Linked DNA regions of Homo sapiens: region 2 is linked to region 1. A link is an interaction called in ENCODE POLR2A ChIA-PET data of the cell type or tissue named here. Cell type or tissue: MCF 10A. All regions are shown on one strand. Links, peaks and the distances in the headings refer to the core of each region. The heading gives the core; the rest is flanking DNA.

Evidence for each region. ChIA-PET counts read pairs that join two places held together with the same protein. Peaks named below come from ENCODE experiments on the same cell type or tissue, not always from the same donor. Only the 100,000 strongest peaks of a DNase experiment are listed, where the experiment ranks them.
Region 2: POLR2A ChIA-PET joins it to region 1 with 5 read pairs; 2 of 35 experiments call an interaction of 5 or more read pairs at or near these places.

Annotation. Positions count from the first base shown.
Region 1 is chrX:146,325,233-146,333,910 of GRCh38, forward strand. No RefSeq gene overlaps it. Among named protein-coding and RNA genes, the nearest start is that of MIR891A, 300 kb to the left of the region's middle. In MCF 10A, for the core only: no CTCF peak of the experiment used is centred there; no DNase peak of the experiment used is centred there.
Region 2 is chrX:146,237,099-146,245,776 of GRCh38, forward strand. No RefSeq gene overlaps it. Among named protein-coding and RNA genes, the nearest start is that of MIR891A, 210 kb to the left of the region's middle. In MCF 10A, for the core only: no CTCF peak of the experiment used is centred there; DNase peaks (open chromatin) are centred at 4,993 and 6,193.

The DNA of each region.
Region 1 (8,678 bases), core at 2,821-5,320:
AAAATTTGCAACCTGGAAGAGAGCAGCCCTCTTCAGAACATAATAATGCTGGCACCCTGCTCTCAGACTTCAGCTTCCAGAACTGTGAAAAAATAAATTTCTGTTGTTTATAAATCACTTCGTCTATCTATTCTGTTATAGCAGTTGGAACTAAAATAGGGATGAACAAATAAATATATTTTGGTGCATTCATACAGTAGAATTCTATTCAGCAATATAAAGAAACGAACTGTTGGATGTAACAACATGGGTAAATCAAAGCGTAATTATGTTGAGTGAGAGAAGCCAGATAAGAAAGTATCTGCTTTATGATGACATTTATATAAAACTTTAAAAATACAAATACTCTCTCATGACAGAAAGCAAATAAGTAATTGCCTAGGGGCTGAAAGTAGAGGTGGGCAGGGGTGGGAGAGAGAGATTACAAAAGGGCTTATGGAAATTTTGGGGGAGTGATGGTTATGTTCATTATGTGGATCAATCATAGGCGATGGTTTCAAAGATGTACAGATGTCAAATCTCATTAAATTTTACACTCTGTATACGTGTAATTCATTATATATCAAATAAACCTCAATTTAAAAAGCAGAAATCAGTTTATTTGTAAAGTGCAATAGGCAGGCATCTGACAAATATTAATTTTTTTTAAAAAAATTGAGAATCAAGGGTTTTATTGTGTCATCATGATCTGAACTAATGCTTGTCAGAGAGGAACTCTAACTCAAGTTTTCTGACTCCACATTCCGTTTTCTGTCCCCTAAATCTCCTGGTCTCAGGGCTACCTTCAATGACAGATAAATATAATTGTTTTAAATTGATAATAGCTTCATATCTACATGATAATTTTAATAGTCTGTATCAATATTTCTTTTATTTTTTTTGGATAATTTCAACTATTAGATTCGGGGGTACATGTGCAGGTTTATTATATGGATATATTTCATGATGCTGAGGTTTGGGATACAAATGATCCCATAACCCAGGTGTGGCTATAGTAAACAAGTTAGTTTTTCAACCCTTGGCTCCTTCCCTCCCTTCTCCCTCGAGTAGTCTCTGGTGTTTATTGTTTCTATCTTTATGTCCACGAATACCCAGTGTTTAACTCCTACTTATAAGTGAGAGAATGTGGTATTTGGTTTTCTGTTTCTGCATTGATTTACTTAGGATAATGTTCTTCAGCGGCACCCATGTTCTTTTTTATGGCCGTGTAGTATTCCATGGTGTGTATGTACCATATTTTATTTATCCAATCCACCCTTGATGGGCACCTGGTTTCATTCCATGTCTTTGCTATTGTGAATAGTGCTGCAATGAACATATGCATGCGTTTGTCTTGGTGATGGAAGATTTTATATTCCTTTGGGTATTTACTCAGTGATGGGATTGCTGGGTTGAGTGGTAGTTCTGTTTATAGCTCTTTGTGGAATTGTCATACTGTTATCCACAATGGTTGAACTAATTTACACTCCCACCAATAATGTACAAGTGTTCCTTTTTCTCTGCAACCTTGCCAATATCTATTATTTTTTGACTTTTAATAATAGCCATTCAGACTTGTGTGAGATGATATTTCCTTATGGTTTTGATTTGCATTTCTCTGGTAATTAGTGATGTTGAGCAGAATATAGCACATTTTTTAAAGAAACAATTTAAATGGTTTTGTGATGTTCTACTGAGTCATTTTAACTGACTGGAATTTTCCTCAAATATTTTTTAATAAGGCAGATATAAAAATAAGTGAACAAATAAACATAAGCATTAAAGATTTCAATGTTAAAACTGAAATTAAACTTCAAATAAGCTATCAATTCAGGGAAGTGATTCCTTAGGGGTTTTGCTGTTTCCCATTGAAGTAAGTAGTTGTTTGGCTAAATTAATCAGTTGGCTTGGTACCATACGGACCATCCTTTCTCACAGTATGGTCTACAGACCAGCACTGTGGACATCATTGTGTGATTGTTAGAAATGCAGTACCTTAGGCCCCACCCAATATCTATGGTATCAAAATCTCTATTTTGATAAGGTCCCACAGTGATTCATATGCACTTTAAAGTTTGAGAAGCCTAGGTATAGATCTCATTTTAAGAAACCTTGCCCAGTGGTAATAAGAAGGGGCTGCTTGTACACCTTACAGCTTCCTCATTATATTTTCCCTAACAAGTGATCTGATTTCTGAAGGAGGTGGAACATAGCAGATCTTCATAAAGTAAAGTAGCTTCCCTCATACTGTTTATTTGTAGGTCAACCACTGCCTCGTTTGTGATATTTCAACAGCACTGGGATGCTCCCCTGGATTTACGAAAGGTAATTTTTTTCATTTATTGTCATTTCTCTCATTGCACCCTGTCCTTATATATTATAGCACTTAATTGGTTTATAATGGTATGTTTATTTAGCTGCTTCCTTATTTCATGCATGCCTTCTCTACACTTTAAAGCCCATAAAAGCAGAAATAATTTCCACTTTGCTGTTCAATTCCTAGCACACAAATAAGTGCACAATAAGTATTTGTTGACTTTCTTTGTTTTAAATTATTCATTGATATATAAACTACATACAGAAAAATTCACAAATCATGAATGTACAACTCCATGAATTATTACAGCGTGATCACATATATGTAAACGTGCTCAGGTCGAGATATAGAATATTGCTGGCACCTCGGAAGCCTCTTATATCCCCTCCTGATTACGTCTCCTCTTTCATCCCCCCACAGAAATATTTGCATGACTTGTGTTTCTTACCTTTGAACTTCATATATATGGAGTCAAGCAATTTATCTTATTTTGGTCCTGCCTTTCTTTCATGCGATGTTGTTTTGGGGCTCTTCCACATTGTTTTATGAAGCAGTAGGTCATTAATTTTCATTGTTGTGCAGTATTACATTGTATGGCTAAACCATAATATAGATGTCCATTGTGGTGATGATGGACATAAAATTTATTTTTCAGTTTTGGGGTATTATGAACAATGTTGCTATGAAAATACTTGAACGTGTCTTTGTGCAAATATTGATGCATTTTTTTTGTTGGGGTTATACTCCAGGGTAGAATTGCTGGGTCATATTTTCAACTGTAGTGGATAATGCCCATTTTCCAACGTGGTTGTATCAACTAGCATTCCCAATAGCTGTTTATGAAGTTTTCCTTTGCTTTACACATTTCATAGCACTTGAAATTGTCAGATTTTAAAATTTTGAGCCATTCTTATGGGTTTGTAATACATTTCCTTTTGGTTTTAATTTTTATTCACCTTATTGCTGATAAGGTTGGGAACCTTTTGATGTTTTTGGTCATTTGTATATTCTCTTTGGTTTTCTCAAGACTTCTGTTCATTTTTCTGTTGAGCTGTTTTTTAATTATTAATTTGCAGGTATTATTTACATATCCGGGTGCAAGATCATTGTCATCGTTTGTGTTTCAGTTTTATGTTGTCATTCTGTTGCTTGGTACTTTATTTTAAAATGGCTGGTTGAAGAAATCACATTGGCAGCTGGATGAAGTGGCTCATGCCTGTAATCCTAGTACTTTGGGAGGCTGAGGTGGGAGGATTGCCTGAGCTCAGGGGTTCGAGACCATCCTGGGCAACATGATGAAACCCTGTGACTACCAAAATACCAAAAATTAGCCAGGCTTGGTGGCGTACGCCTGTAACCTACGTTACTCAGGAGGCTGAGGCATGAGAATTGCTTTAACTCGGGACCTGAGAATGCGCCGCTGTGAAACTGTCTCAAAAAGAAAAAAAATAATAAATAAATAAATCACATTGTTTTACTCTCACCAGACTTTTCTATTGAGGTGTGGCTTTTAAAAATGGCATACCCTTTTTTAATTCTCTAATGCAGAGGGCTTTCTGGTATCACATTGTTTGTATTAGGAGGGTATGATGGTATATAAGTAGATAATTTTGTATTATATTATAATTGATGGGTTGTCCATTCAGACACAGAATGTGATATAAATTTGGCCTGTTTTGCCTATTATTGAAGCAGCTTCATTGTCTGGGGTAAATACGAAGGTTCTTGGTCTCACGGCCAAGGAGATTGAGGTCATGGACACACACACAGACAAAGTGAGTTTGGAGTGGGAGTTTATATAGGCAAAATGAAAGTACAGCTCTCCCTCACAGAGAGGGGTCCTGAGCAGGTTGCCAAGTAGTAGTAACAATGTCAGGGTTTTTATAAATGGGCTAGTGAGGAGGGGATTAGCGAGGAGGGGAGGTCTTATCCTCCTAGGGCACGATGATTCAGCTGGGACCAGGTGTGCTATCTGTATAGAGCAGAGTTTTTAATCATCTCTCACCCCATTACTGGACCATGTAGGCTGACTTTTAGTCTGTGTTTCTTTGTCTAGCTTATCTGGGAGGGAGAGTTTCCATGTCTATTCCCATACATCTTCTTGTAGCTGCAGACATCCCCCTGCCCCCCAGTCTGCTTTTAGTTTCCCTATCTTAGTGGCCTAAAGGGAAGGGAATGTACTTATTAAGACCCACTGTTTTACTGGGCCCATTGTATAAGTATGAAGTTGGGCGATTACCCAGGAGACTCTTCCCACCCCCACTTCTGTGTGGAGCTGTCTTATCTCTGCCTGCTCTTTCAGGCAGCTTGTTGTTAGAAGTGATTTCTTTGAACTGCATGAGGTTAAAAAGGGAGCTATTTTTGAGCTGCTTTTTGTTACAAGGAAAGTTTTCTGCTGGGGACTCGCTTTACCTTAACTGTCTACCTAAATAATTTCTTTCTATTTCCTATAACATTATGGTTTCACACATCACTTTTGTTTGCATAAAACCATACACCATAAAATAGGTTTAAACACTGAAGAACCAGTGTTATGACACTGTGTTTAGCTTTATACATCACATGTAACATAATATGAATGTATACCATTGTTTGTATTTTATCCATGCACGACTTCATGAGTCAGTCCCTATTCCATGTAAAATTCAGAGTTGCACAGTATGGCATTGCATTTTTTTTTTTTTTTGACAGAATATTGCTCTGTTGCCCAGGCTGGAGTGCAGTGGTGAGATCTCGGCTCACTGGCAGCTCCACCTCCTGGGTTCCCATCATTCTCCTGCCTCAGCCTGCCAAGTAGCTGGGACTACAGGCGCCCGCCACCACGCCTGGCTAATTTTTTTTTTTTTTTGTATTTTTAGTAGAGACCGGGTTTCACTGTGTTAGCCAGGATGGTCTCGATCTCCTGACCTTGTGATCTGCCTGCCTCGGCCTCCCAAAGTGCTGGGATTACAGGCGTGAGCCACTGCGCCCGGCCGGCATTGCATTCTTAAAATAGAAGCAGTTTGGAAGAGAATGCTGAGACACCGTGGTTAGGAGGTTTTGAGAAGACTAGGTCTTTCTACCTTTCTTTTCTTTTCTTCTTATTAGCTAATGACCTTGGTAAAATATTATTGTATTAATTTTTTTTTTTTTTGAGACAGAGTTTCGCTCTTGTTGCCCAGACTGGAGTGCAATGGTGCGATCTCGGCTCACCACAAACTCCGACTCCCAGGTTCAAGCAATTCTCCTGCCTCAGCCTCCCGAGTAGCTGGGATTACAGGCATGTGCCACCGCGCCCGGCTAATTTTGTATTTTTAGTAGAGACAGGGTTTCTCCAAGTTGGTCAGGCTGCTCGCGAACTCCCGACCTCAGGTGATCCACCCTCCTTGGCCTCCCAAAGTGCTGGGATTACAGGCGTGAGCCACCGCGCCCGGCGCTTAATGTATTAATTTTTGCTATGCAAAGTGTGGTCCATGGACCAGAAACATCAGCATCACCTGAACTCTTGTTAGAAATGTGTAATTTTCAGTTGTGTAGACTAACACTTCAATGTTTCCGCCTTCACATTTCTGACAGGCTTGCAGTGAGAATGCTGAAGATCCTGAATAAGATTGCAAATGGTGGTTCCGATTCCCTCTCCCTCTTATGACCTTTAGAAAATTGTATAGTTCCAGGTGCATTTTATTACCTAGTATGGAAAAAATGGGTCTCCTGCTCAAGGGTGGGGTGGGGGTTGACACGGAGTGAGTTTCCATTGACTATTCTTCGTAATTTTCTTTAAGAAGGAAATAAACCAAATTCACTAAGAACATTCTCTGGATACTTTATGGTTATATGTTATGCAGAATAAAACCATTAAGTACACTTTATCTTTTTAAACACAATGTGTGAAAATGAATTTGCAGTTTCATGAATGCTTTGTCTTATAACTTCAATGGGATTTCATGTGGAAGTGTCTTCCCAAGTTCACTTTTCGTAATTCTGTTTTTGAATATGTATTGGGAAATACTTTAAGCCTATATATGTCATAAAAATAATAGCTGAAGTAGCCCTTTGGGGAAACTTCATAATATTGGTATTGCTATTTTAGTGCATTCATAATTAAATGGGAGAGCAGGAGAGCCATGAGTTTGTGTTTCTTATTATACAAAATCTGCTGATATAATGGAATATGTTATGGCCACTATATGTTGTAACAACATAATAGTGTCGTGTTGTTGACACTAATAGGAAAAGTGTCTTTGCATTATAGGTGACTGTACTCTCAGAAAATAAACCAGAGAGATCAATGAAGCACAGACTTCTTTTTCCATTTTTATTTGAAGAGTTATTCCCCTGAGAAAGTAACACTTTTAGGTTATTTGTGCTTGGTGTTATAAAAGAAGACTTGATTCGTGATTGGAAGACAAGGGTCAAAAACCAGTTTTGTGGCTGGGCACGATGGCTCACGCCTGTAATCCCAGCAGTTTGGAAGGTAGACGCAAGTGGATCACCTTAGGTCAGGAGATCCAGACCAGCCTGGCCAACATGGTGAAACCTTGTCCTACTAAAAATACAAAAAAATTAGCCGAGCATGATGGCGGGTGCCTATGACCCCATCTACTTGGGAGGCTGAGGCAGGGGAATCGCTTGAACCTGGGAGGCGGAAGTTGCAGTGAGCCGGGATGGCGCTGCTTCACTCCAGCCTGGGTGAAAGAGCAAAACTCCATCTCAGACAAAACCAAGAACAACAACTACAACAACAAAAAACAGTTTTGTTACTATGCTGGCTTAGGCAAGTCACTTCCTCCCATCAGGCAAAAAAGGAGCTTTAGGAAATGCCCTTCAAGTTCTCTTTGTACTATAGAAGTTAAAACACTTCAGGCAAAATTGAGGGAATACAATAAGAAATCAGAGAAGAATCCTCATTTTTGATTCAAGTAAATCTTAAGATGAGTTTAACTACAGAATGATGAAACTTCAGCAGAAAATTAGTGAATTATGTAACTGCAAAAATTAGTATGAGTTTATAATGAAGGTGTAAAATGAGATATTCAACAGTCCAGACATGAGGAAATGGTGTGATGGATGACTATTTCAAGTGAAAGCTATGACTGATTATTATCCCAAACTATATTGCAGCAGCTGATACTATTGTTAGAAATGCTTGTTCCCCAGTGCTGTAAAGAAATAGCACTTGAACATAAATTTAATTTCCTCAGCAAGGCCATTTTTACTTTCTGCAGAAAGGGTACACTTGCCAGCAGTTTTGCCATGAAAGTACACTGAACAAAGGAGACAGGGTCATTTATAACCTGACACGTCCACCCTACTGCTGCGTCTGGTTTCCGCTGGCTGGAACTGGACCTCACATTCTGTATTTGTCCCGATTGGCTAGCAAGTTAGAACTTTTTAAAAGCGTCGAAGTCAGAGGAGAGCAAAGGAAGGAGGAAGTAACTTGTGGAATGCTGAGAAAGGTAAAAACACCTTCAAATAAGGAAGAGGAACAGGCTATGACCTAATGCTTGCTTGGACCAGTATAAGCATGTCAGGGCAAATATCTAGGCTAAATTCGGGAGCTAAGAACATAAAGTACGTTGATTTCTTTATTACGGCTAGCAGATATTTAAGAATGTTACCACAGGTCTTTGAATGCATTTTGCTTCTAAGAGGAGTTACTATTTATTTCTTATTAGATGAGGAGGAAAGTCTTTGAAGAGGAACCTCTACTTTATTTTTTACACTATTAAGATGTAATAATGATTTACTGCATTTATATGGAGAATTACAGTTTATAATTTTTTCACATGTATTGCAACATTTATTTATCACTGAAAGGGTTTAAGTGGTAGATAAAGCCAAATGAAATTGTGTGTGTGTGTGTGTGTGTGTGCCCACACCTATATTTGTTGGGTGATAAATAGCTGTTTAAAATAAATCTAAAAATACATTTTCCTTAAGGGAACTGCCATTACTCTTTAAAGTCTGTGATAGCTTTAAAAATTTAATTACTACTTGTAGCTGAAGAGGAATATATAAAGTATATTACCATTTAAAGAAAACAAGGCCATTGCATTTCCTTATTCATCCATTGACCTTTTTTTTTGTCATCCATTGACATAGTGAATGTGAGTAGCAATGCCACTTTTGTTAGAACATGTGATTGATGGAATTAGTCTGCGTTTATTATGAATGTTATGGAAAACTAGCTTGACATTTTTTCACTAAAATTTTGTTTTGAAACTTGTGGAAAAGAATATCCAAGTATGTTTTTCACATTGATCAGCAATAATAGATCTTTGATGTTTGCCAGTGTTTGTAACTCTTGTTTTCCCAATCTCTTCAAACAAGTAGGGATGTTACCTGTGAGATTACTACAGTGCCAGCAAGCTCTGGAATTTACAGCAAAGTCATGAGTCACCGT
Region 2 (8,678 bases), core at 3,755-6,254, 87 kb before region 1:
TAAGGTTCCTCCCACCTTATACTTGTATATTCTGTTCTTAATAACTTGTCCAGACACAACTTAGATGATGATAGCCCTGGCATGAAAATGTATCTGAATTGGGTCTATACCATTAATGTGAAGTAGCTAAGCAATTAGCAGTTTAACTGGACAGCGTAGTTGAGGTTCCAAAGTAGATTTATTTAAATTGGGTGAACTATCTGGATAAGACTTGTCTACTGTCTGAAAGGCACACTATTTAGCTTATATTTTTTTAAAACCAGTGCTTTGGTTTTGCATTTGAAATCTGATGCTTATTTTGCATTGGTCCCTCTGCCTCAAGAAGCAGTGGCCTGTCAGGCTTACTGATATTTAAACATGTGGGAAATGCTCCCAGGTAACCCCAGTCGTTAAATCTGAAGGCTTGTTGGGTCCAGGGAGGCAGCCCAGGCAGGCAGCTGCATAATTGAGTACTGTTCTGGGTCTTTCATTTTATTTTAAAGCATATTTTTAACCACGTTCTTTCCAGTTAACCATCTCTCTGGTTATTATGAGGAGCTGATTTCTTCAGCACACAATAATTGCAAAATTATGACTCCATGGCTGTAGACATAAGTGTTGTCTTGCCTATCTGGCAAATCACGCAACAAGGGAATTTAGGATTTGGGAGGCACTTAGAAGTCATCTCATCTACAGCTCTGATTTTACAAATAAGGAAACCATTGGGCCAGTGTGCCTTTTTAAAATTCACAAGTATTGGTACTCACTTCTTTTTTAGTCTTATTCCTCCTCCTCATCTACAAGAATATTGGACTTTACTTTTCATAAAAATGTGATTTCCTACCAGTTTAATGCTCTTGGTGATAACTATGTAGTTTGGCTAGAGAATGGAATCTCGCGTCAGTGTGCTGGCAAGTTATTCGTTTAGCTATTCCTGAGGGGTCTCATTGCTGTTTCACAGTGATCTTCTTGAATGTAAGTTTGTTCAACAGTTATTCAGCTTCTTTTATTGGGCTGTTATTGTTCTCTCTGAGATGAGTAAGACATGTTCTCTACTTTGAAGAGCTCACTATTTGGGAAGGAGGGTGGACACTCTAAAATGTAACTGCAATTTAAAGTGGCAAGTATTTAAAAAGTGAAATAAATGTAGGGACAGAAATGAGGGAAGAATTAGTTCCACCTGAGATATGAGAGATTGACGGAGAGCGTGTGACATTTGAGTTGGCCCTGGGAGGAGAAGAGGGGTGTGGCAGGTACTTGAGTTTCAGAGGCTTGATGTGTGAGAAGACACTCTAGGCAGGGTAATGACTCAGTCACTCAAGCATACAAGAGCATGACACATTGAGAAAGTGCAAGAGCTATAGCTGAAGTTGAAGCTGTGTGGCTTCAAAGAGGGCTGGGTGGCAGCCCCAAAAATTCAAGTTGGAACAGAATTATTGAGAACCTTATATGGCAGCTGAAGGCATATGGGACTTGTCTTCTATTTATTATTCTATAGGTGGTAGCCATTGACGATGTGTGAGTGAGACACAGTTTAGAAAAACACCTTTTCAGCTTCAGTGTACAGGATGGATTGGATGCAGGGACATCCATGAAAAGACAACCATAAATACATAGTTATCCCTGACCACAGGAATGTAGCCTTACTTTTCTGTATGTGTCTGGCTTTAGTTGGCATTAAACCCTATCTAGAAGATACAGGATATCTATGTGAGTCTGCTTGGGCTGCCGTAACAAAACACCACATATTAGAGGGGTGGCCTAGACAACAGACATTTATTTTCTCTCATTTCTGGAGACTAGAATTCCCAGAAGGAGTCATTGGTTGATTCAGTTCCTAATAAGGCCTCTCTTCCTGGTTTATAGATGTTCTCACATGGCCTCTTCTTTGGTGCAGGTGCAGAGAAGGCGAGAGAGAGAGAGAGAGACAGAGAGAGAGAGAAAGAGAAAGAGAAAGAGAGAGGAGTGAAAGAAATCTCTAGTGTCCCTTCTTCTTCTTATAAAGACATGAGTTCTATTGTATTAACACCCCAGTCTTCTGATCTCATTTAACATAAACTATCTCCATAAAGATTCTATTTCCAAATACAGCCACATTGGGATTTGGGGCATCACATATGAGGTTTTTTTTGGAGGGGAGGGTGAGCACAATTCATTCCATAACAGCAGCTGAGCACCCTTTTTGTCCTGCATAGCAACAATGCACACAAAGTTGTAGAAAGAGCTTTAATGAATAGACACTCTACAATAACTATCATTTCTGCAGATTACAAATGAAATGCAAATATGCCATAGGAAGATTCTAGCTCTGTCCAGCGTCACTAACATGTTATCTTCTTGTTTTTCTTCTGGTAGAGGAAACAGAGACTCCTCCTGTGCCCAAGAGTTCAGAGCACTTGGATCACCTGCCATGCTAATATTTGATCCTGTACTTGGGAAATTTATCCCTCAGCTCTAGGTAACCATTACCTGGTCCTCTGAGCAATCTGTTCCTCTCAAATTCCACCATTGTCCTTCATGTTTTATTATCTTTTATCCTCTTCCCACAACAACCTCTGGACTTCTCCATTTCCCCAAGTCATAGTTTTTTTCCCTCTCCAATCTCCAGACCTTCCTATATGTTCTAAACCAACTTCTTTCATCTGAATGGTACACAGAGCAGGATCCTTCAGCCTCAGCTTTCTTTTTTGCAACCTGATATGGGCTGTGTACTGCGAATGCCGCATCATTTCCCGAACTTCACACCTGAGAGACTAACTGATTAAATGCTTGATGAATGGATGCTAGGAAACATGGCTAATGCCAGCAATGACTGGAACTAGAAATAGGAGTTGTTTATAGACTTTGTCTAGCTCTGTGTCAAATAGACATACTATAAAAATTTCAGCAGAATTTTAGAATTCTGGTTCTGCTTATCCAAAAAATTGTCTTGTGTATCATTTTAATACAAAATTATTCATTGGTCATTACTTACAGATAAGATGGTAATATATGTTGGACAAGCAGTGGTATTTTCACTTGGAAAATAAGATAAAAATACATATTTGTGAAAAAACATCAGGTACAAATGATAACATGCTGTATCTCCAGCCCTTATAACTAACAGTGGCCTGGATATTTGTAGAATTAATGCAAAGATGAGATGATATTTAACATTGATTAATTCAACAAAAATATATTTGTGTACACCTTAGTGTTAATGATTTGCTAAGGGCTGACGGGTCTAGCAGGGGTAAAACCTGCTCGCATGCCCATTTTCCTAGAATACCCCTCGTCTACACCAGGTACTTATGATCTTTGACGCTACAGTTTTGTGAGGGATCCACAGAGGAAGGCAGATAAATTAGCCTAATCCAGAGACAAACTTTGTAAAGAACCATATAGTCCATATTTTAGGCCTTTTGATCTCTCTAGTCTTTGTTGCAAACCCTCAACTCTGCCTTTGTAGCATGAAAAGAAAGCAATAGACAATATGTAAATGAGTGGGTATGGCCATGTTCCAATAAAACTGTATTTATTTATTTAATTAATTTATAATTTCAACTTTTCTTTTAGATTCAGAGGTTATATGTGCAGGTCTGTTACATGGGTATATTGTGTGATGCTGGCGTTTGGGGTATGACTTATCCCATCACCCAGGTAGTCAGCATAGTTTTTCAACCCTTGCCCTCCTCCCTCCCTATCCCCTTTAATAGTCCCCGGTGTTTATTGTTCCCATCGTTGTGTCCATGTATAATCAATATCTAGTTCCCACTTATAAGTGAGAACATGCAGTGTTTGGTCTTCTGTTTCTGCATTAATTCACTTAGGATAATGGCCTCCAGCTGCCTTCTTGTTGCTGCAAATGACATGATTTCATTCCTTTTTATTGCTGTGTAGTGTTCCATGATGTATATGTACCACGTTTTCTTAATCCATCCTCCACTGATGGACACCAAGGTGGATTCCATATCTTTACTATGGTTAACAGTGCTGTGATGAACACATGCATGCATGTGGCATTTTGTAAAATGACTTATTTTCCTTTGGTTATATACCCAGTAATGGGATTTCTGAGCAATAAAGCTTTATTGACAAAAACATTTAGGCTAGATTAGGCCCATGGCCTGTTTGCCAGTCTCTGGAATTAATATGGGAGCTACTGGGGTGAAAGTCAGGTCACCTTCATACACAAAAAAATTGTAGAATTTGGGAACTGAATGGACTCTACAGACATTGCTCTTTGTTGTTCTCAGATAGCAAAATCCCAACCCTGGTAAATCCAGCCCTACTTATCTATTGCAGTATGTGAACACAAATTGAGAAAAGCAAAGGATCATGCTGACAGATTTCCATTTAAATTCAAGTGAGTCCTTAGCGCTACCCAGAAATCCTACTTATTTACCTGACATACTCATTATCCCTCTCCCCCAGAAGTCTTTTCTATGTCTTACCTTTCTCACCTGGACTCCATCACCTCTGTTGCAGCAATAAAGGTGTGTACCTGAATGTCCCCACGGAAAAAATCTGCAATTCAGCTGCAGGGAGTGCAACTAACTGACAGCCTACAACCATTAGCTCCTTGAGGAAATGCCTCAGCTTTCCAGGTGGGGCCACACGCTTCCTATGTAATCATTAGCCGATGACTGGATACACTGGAGGTGCAAGGACCTGGCCATTTTGGCCAAGGTGGAACTCCTCTAAATTTTTCTCTTTGCCCTGGAGAACTGTTTTGGGTTGCCAAAAATTTTTCAAATCTTATCACTGCCTGAGGTTTTCCCTACCTGATGCTGTTTACTCCACACATCCTTTTCACTGTCCAAACATGCAGCCTCCTTTTAGACAGAAATATAATATGCAACGTGCAAAAACATTAAAAGCTGACTTATTTTTTTTCTGGTCTCTGCATTTAAAAAATGTGTTTTGGCAAAGGATTAAAAAATAATGTTTTATCTAGTTAAAGAAGAGCACTGAGTCATCGTGCAGCTAGTGGTTGCTGATGACTAGCTAGATTCTCTGCAAACCTCCCATTGCACCATAAGCTTTGAGCCCTTCTCCCTGGAGACTAAGGCAGCAGCTCCAACACCAAAGAGCCTCACTGACCAAAAGATAACAAGATGTGAAAAGGACTGACAGCTATTTCTCCACACTATTCAGAATAATATTGGAGTCTGTACCTTCCTATAGGGCTCTCTGTCTCCCCAGTGACTATGCCACGGAAATGTATTTATTGCATTTTACTCTTTAGACTTGAATTTATAATACAAGAAAAAATTTTGCAAGAGAAGCATAGGGCTCAAATCGTTATTTTGGCTTGCTGTTGATTGTACGGGTACAACATCAACTGGCTGATTGTCATCTAATATTTATATGTCTTGTGTGTATAGTGCTTTGCAGTTGAGAGAATTCGCCCTCCACTATTGCATGTGAATCTTCTAACAATCTTGTGAGGGGAAAAGGACAGACATTGTTTGTGTTTTACATATATGCACAATGAGGTTCATAGAGGTTGGGTATAATTATCTATCTCTTACAAATAAGGACAATGAACTTCATAGAGGTTATGTGCTTCTTTCAGTGTCACAAAGCAAGAAAATGCAAAAGCTGTCACTAAATCCTAAGATTTTCAAGTCTCACTGAGACTCATTCTACTGCATTACATGCCTTGAGAGATATTACTCTGACAAAATACAAGAAGACATCCGTGATTTCAGTCCGAGCTTTTGTCAAATATTTCTTGTGCATAATAACAAATATGGAATATTTGCTTCCTTATTCTATTTACATGAGATGCAAAAAACAATAAATTGTTCAATAATGAAAACTGCTTTGAAGTATTACTTGCGTGTTCTGCTTAAGTGTTAAAAGCTGACTGTTGTTTATATTCGCTAAGAGCCTATTTTTTTATAGTAAGAGATTTATTGGCTGGAACTAACTGCACAGTTGTGGGACTGGCTAGTCAAGTCCAAAATCCATAGATGCAGTTTGCCAGAAAAAGAAGGCTAGAACTCTTACACCTGGGCTAAAGCTGCTGCCCACCATGGAGATTTCTTCCTCTGTGAAGCCTCAGCTCTGTTCTTTAGGCCTTTTGACAGGTTGAATCAGGCGCACCCAGATAATCTAGTATATAGCTGTATTTTTGTGAAAGACTAATTCGATTGTGACTCATAGTGAAAGTTTAGTGGACACAATGACTCAGAAATGAAAGAAACAAGTGAATTATGTGCCAGTGTCATTTGGCTATCAACCAGCATGCTGAACTACAGGACTCAGATGCATCAGTAAGTCACTGACCATACATGACTGTTGAAAACATGTCAAATGATTTTTTTTTGGCTCAAGGAAACAAATGAAATTGCTCAGTTACGCAAGTTTTTTTTTCTTTTGTAGCTCTCCAATTAAGCAGAATACATTCATTAAAATTAGAAAGTTGAATTTAGAATAACTTAGGCTGCTGGAATTTTTAAATGGGTATTTATACTTATCATATTAAAAAGAAATAAGAGATATAAAGCTTATGAAAATATGATTTAATATACTTTATTCAAGAGAAGAAATTTGGAAAGAAAATACATGTATTTTAATTTGTTTTTATGAAAGCAATGTGTAGATACCATCTTGTCATAAAAATAATTTCAAATAATGCAGACTATAGGACAAAATGGAAACTTTGCCTTTAATTTTGCCTTCCTTTCCCAGAAACAACCACTGTGAACAATTTTACGGATATCTTTCTAGCCCTGTTTTGTACAAATATACCTTTTTATATAAATTGGACTTTGCAGTGTGTATTATTCAAACACTCTCTTATTTTCACTAAATGTTGTATATTAGACATTGTTCTATGTCAGTGTATACATCATCCTCTTTAAATATATCATTTTAATGTATAGTATGGTTGTTACTGCAACTTATTTGCCCACTATCCAATTAATACGCATTTAAGTTCTCTTTCAACAATGATATGGTGCACATTTTTGTCTGTGCCTCATTGTTCACATAAGGATAAATACTCAGAAACCAAACCGTGTGTTTGAAGAATCTGTGCATTTACAACTCATGTCAATTGAGAGAAGGGGCAGAGCAAAATGGCCAAATAGAAGCGTCCACCAATCATCCTCCACAGAGGACCACCAAACTGAACAACTATTCACACTCAAAAGCGCCCTTCTTAAAAACCAGAAAATTAGGTGAATTATCACAGTACATGGCTTTCACATCATAGCAAGGAAAGAGGCACTGGAGAGGATAGGAAAGACGGTCTTGAGTTACCGAATCCACCCTTCTCCCGTCCTGAGGCAGCAGCCACATAACATGAAGAGAGAATCTGTGCATTTGGGAGATGGAGAGCACAGTGATTGTGTGACTTTGCATTGAAACTCTCTGCTTTCCCCATCACGGTGAAAGCAACACCAGGCAGAACTCAGCTGGTGCTCATGAAGGGAGCATTTAGACCAACCCTAGCCAGATAGGAATCACTCATCCCAGCAGTCAGAACCTGTGAACTAAAGTGCTCTGTGGTTCTAAATAAACCTGAACTTCAGTCTAGGTCACAGGATTGTAATTCCTGGGTAAGTCATGGAGCTGTGCTGGGCTCAAAACCAGTGGAAGTGGGGTGCATTCAACCTAGTGAGACATCAGCTGGGGCAGCCAAAGGAGTGCTTCTCCACCCCTCCCTGAACTCCAAGCAGCATAACTCTGCTGAGGTGAGAGTCCCCTTCCTCTTGCTTGTGGAGAAGGGAGGGAAGACTAGAGGACTTTGTCTTGCACCTTGTATGTCAGCTCAGCCATAGTAGGGTAGGGCACCAGGCAGAGTCCTGAGCCCTAGCTTTTGATTGACATTTCTAGATATACTCTGAGCCAGATGGGAACCCACTGCATTGAAGGGAAGAACCCAGTACTGGCAGGACTCATCACCTGCTGATTAAAGAGCCCTTCAGCCCTGAATAGTGACCTTTGGTAGCCAGGCAGTACTTACTGTGGGCCTCAGATGAGACTAGAAGACATGCTCGCTTCAGATGTGAGTAAGCACATTCCCTGTTGTGGTGGCTACAGAAGAGAGACACCTTATGCTTGAGAAAAGGAAAATAAAGAGTAAAGAGGACTTTGTCTTGCAGCTTAGGCATCAGCTTCGCCATAGTAGGGCAGAGCACCAAGTGGGTTCTTGGGGTCACCAGTTCCAGGCCTATGGCTCTTAGAAGGCATTTCTGGACCTTCACTGGGGCAGAGGTGAGCACACTTCCCTGAAGTGAGAGTCCAAGGCCTGCCAGCATTCACCACAAGCTTACTAAAGAGCCCTTGGGAATTAAGCGGACATCAGCGGTAGCCAGGCAGTACATCCCCATGGTTGTGGCCATGGGGAGAGACTCCTCTGCTCGTGGAAAGAGAGGAAGAGAGGAAAAGGCTTTGTCTTGTGGTTTGGGTGGCAGTTCAGCCACAGTAGAATAGAGTACCAGGTGGATACCTAAGGTTTCTATCTCCAAGCTTTGACTCCCAGACAGCAACTTTGGACCCAGTCAGGGCCAGGGGAGACTTGTCACCCAAAGGGAAGGGCACAAGTCTGGCTGGCTTTGCTGCCTGCAGATTATATAGCCATAAGGCCTTCAGCAAACACAAGCAGTAGCCATGCAGTAGTTACCATAGGCCTTGGGTAGGACCAAGTGCTGTACTGGCTTCAGGTCTGACCCAGCAAAGTCACAGTGATGGTGGCCACAGGCCTG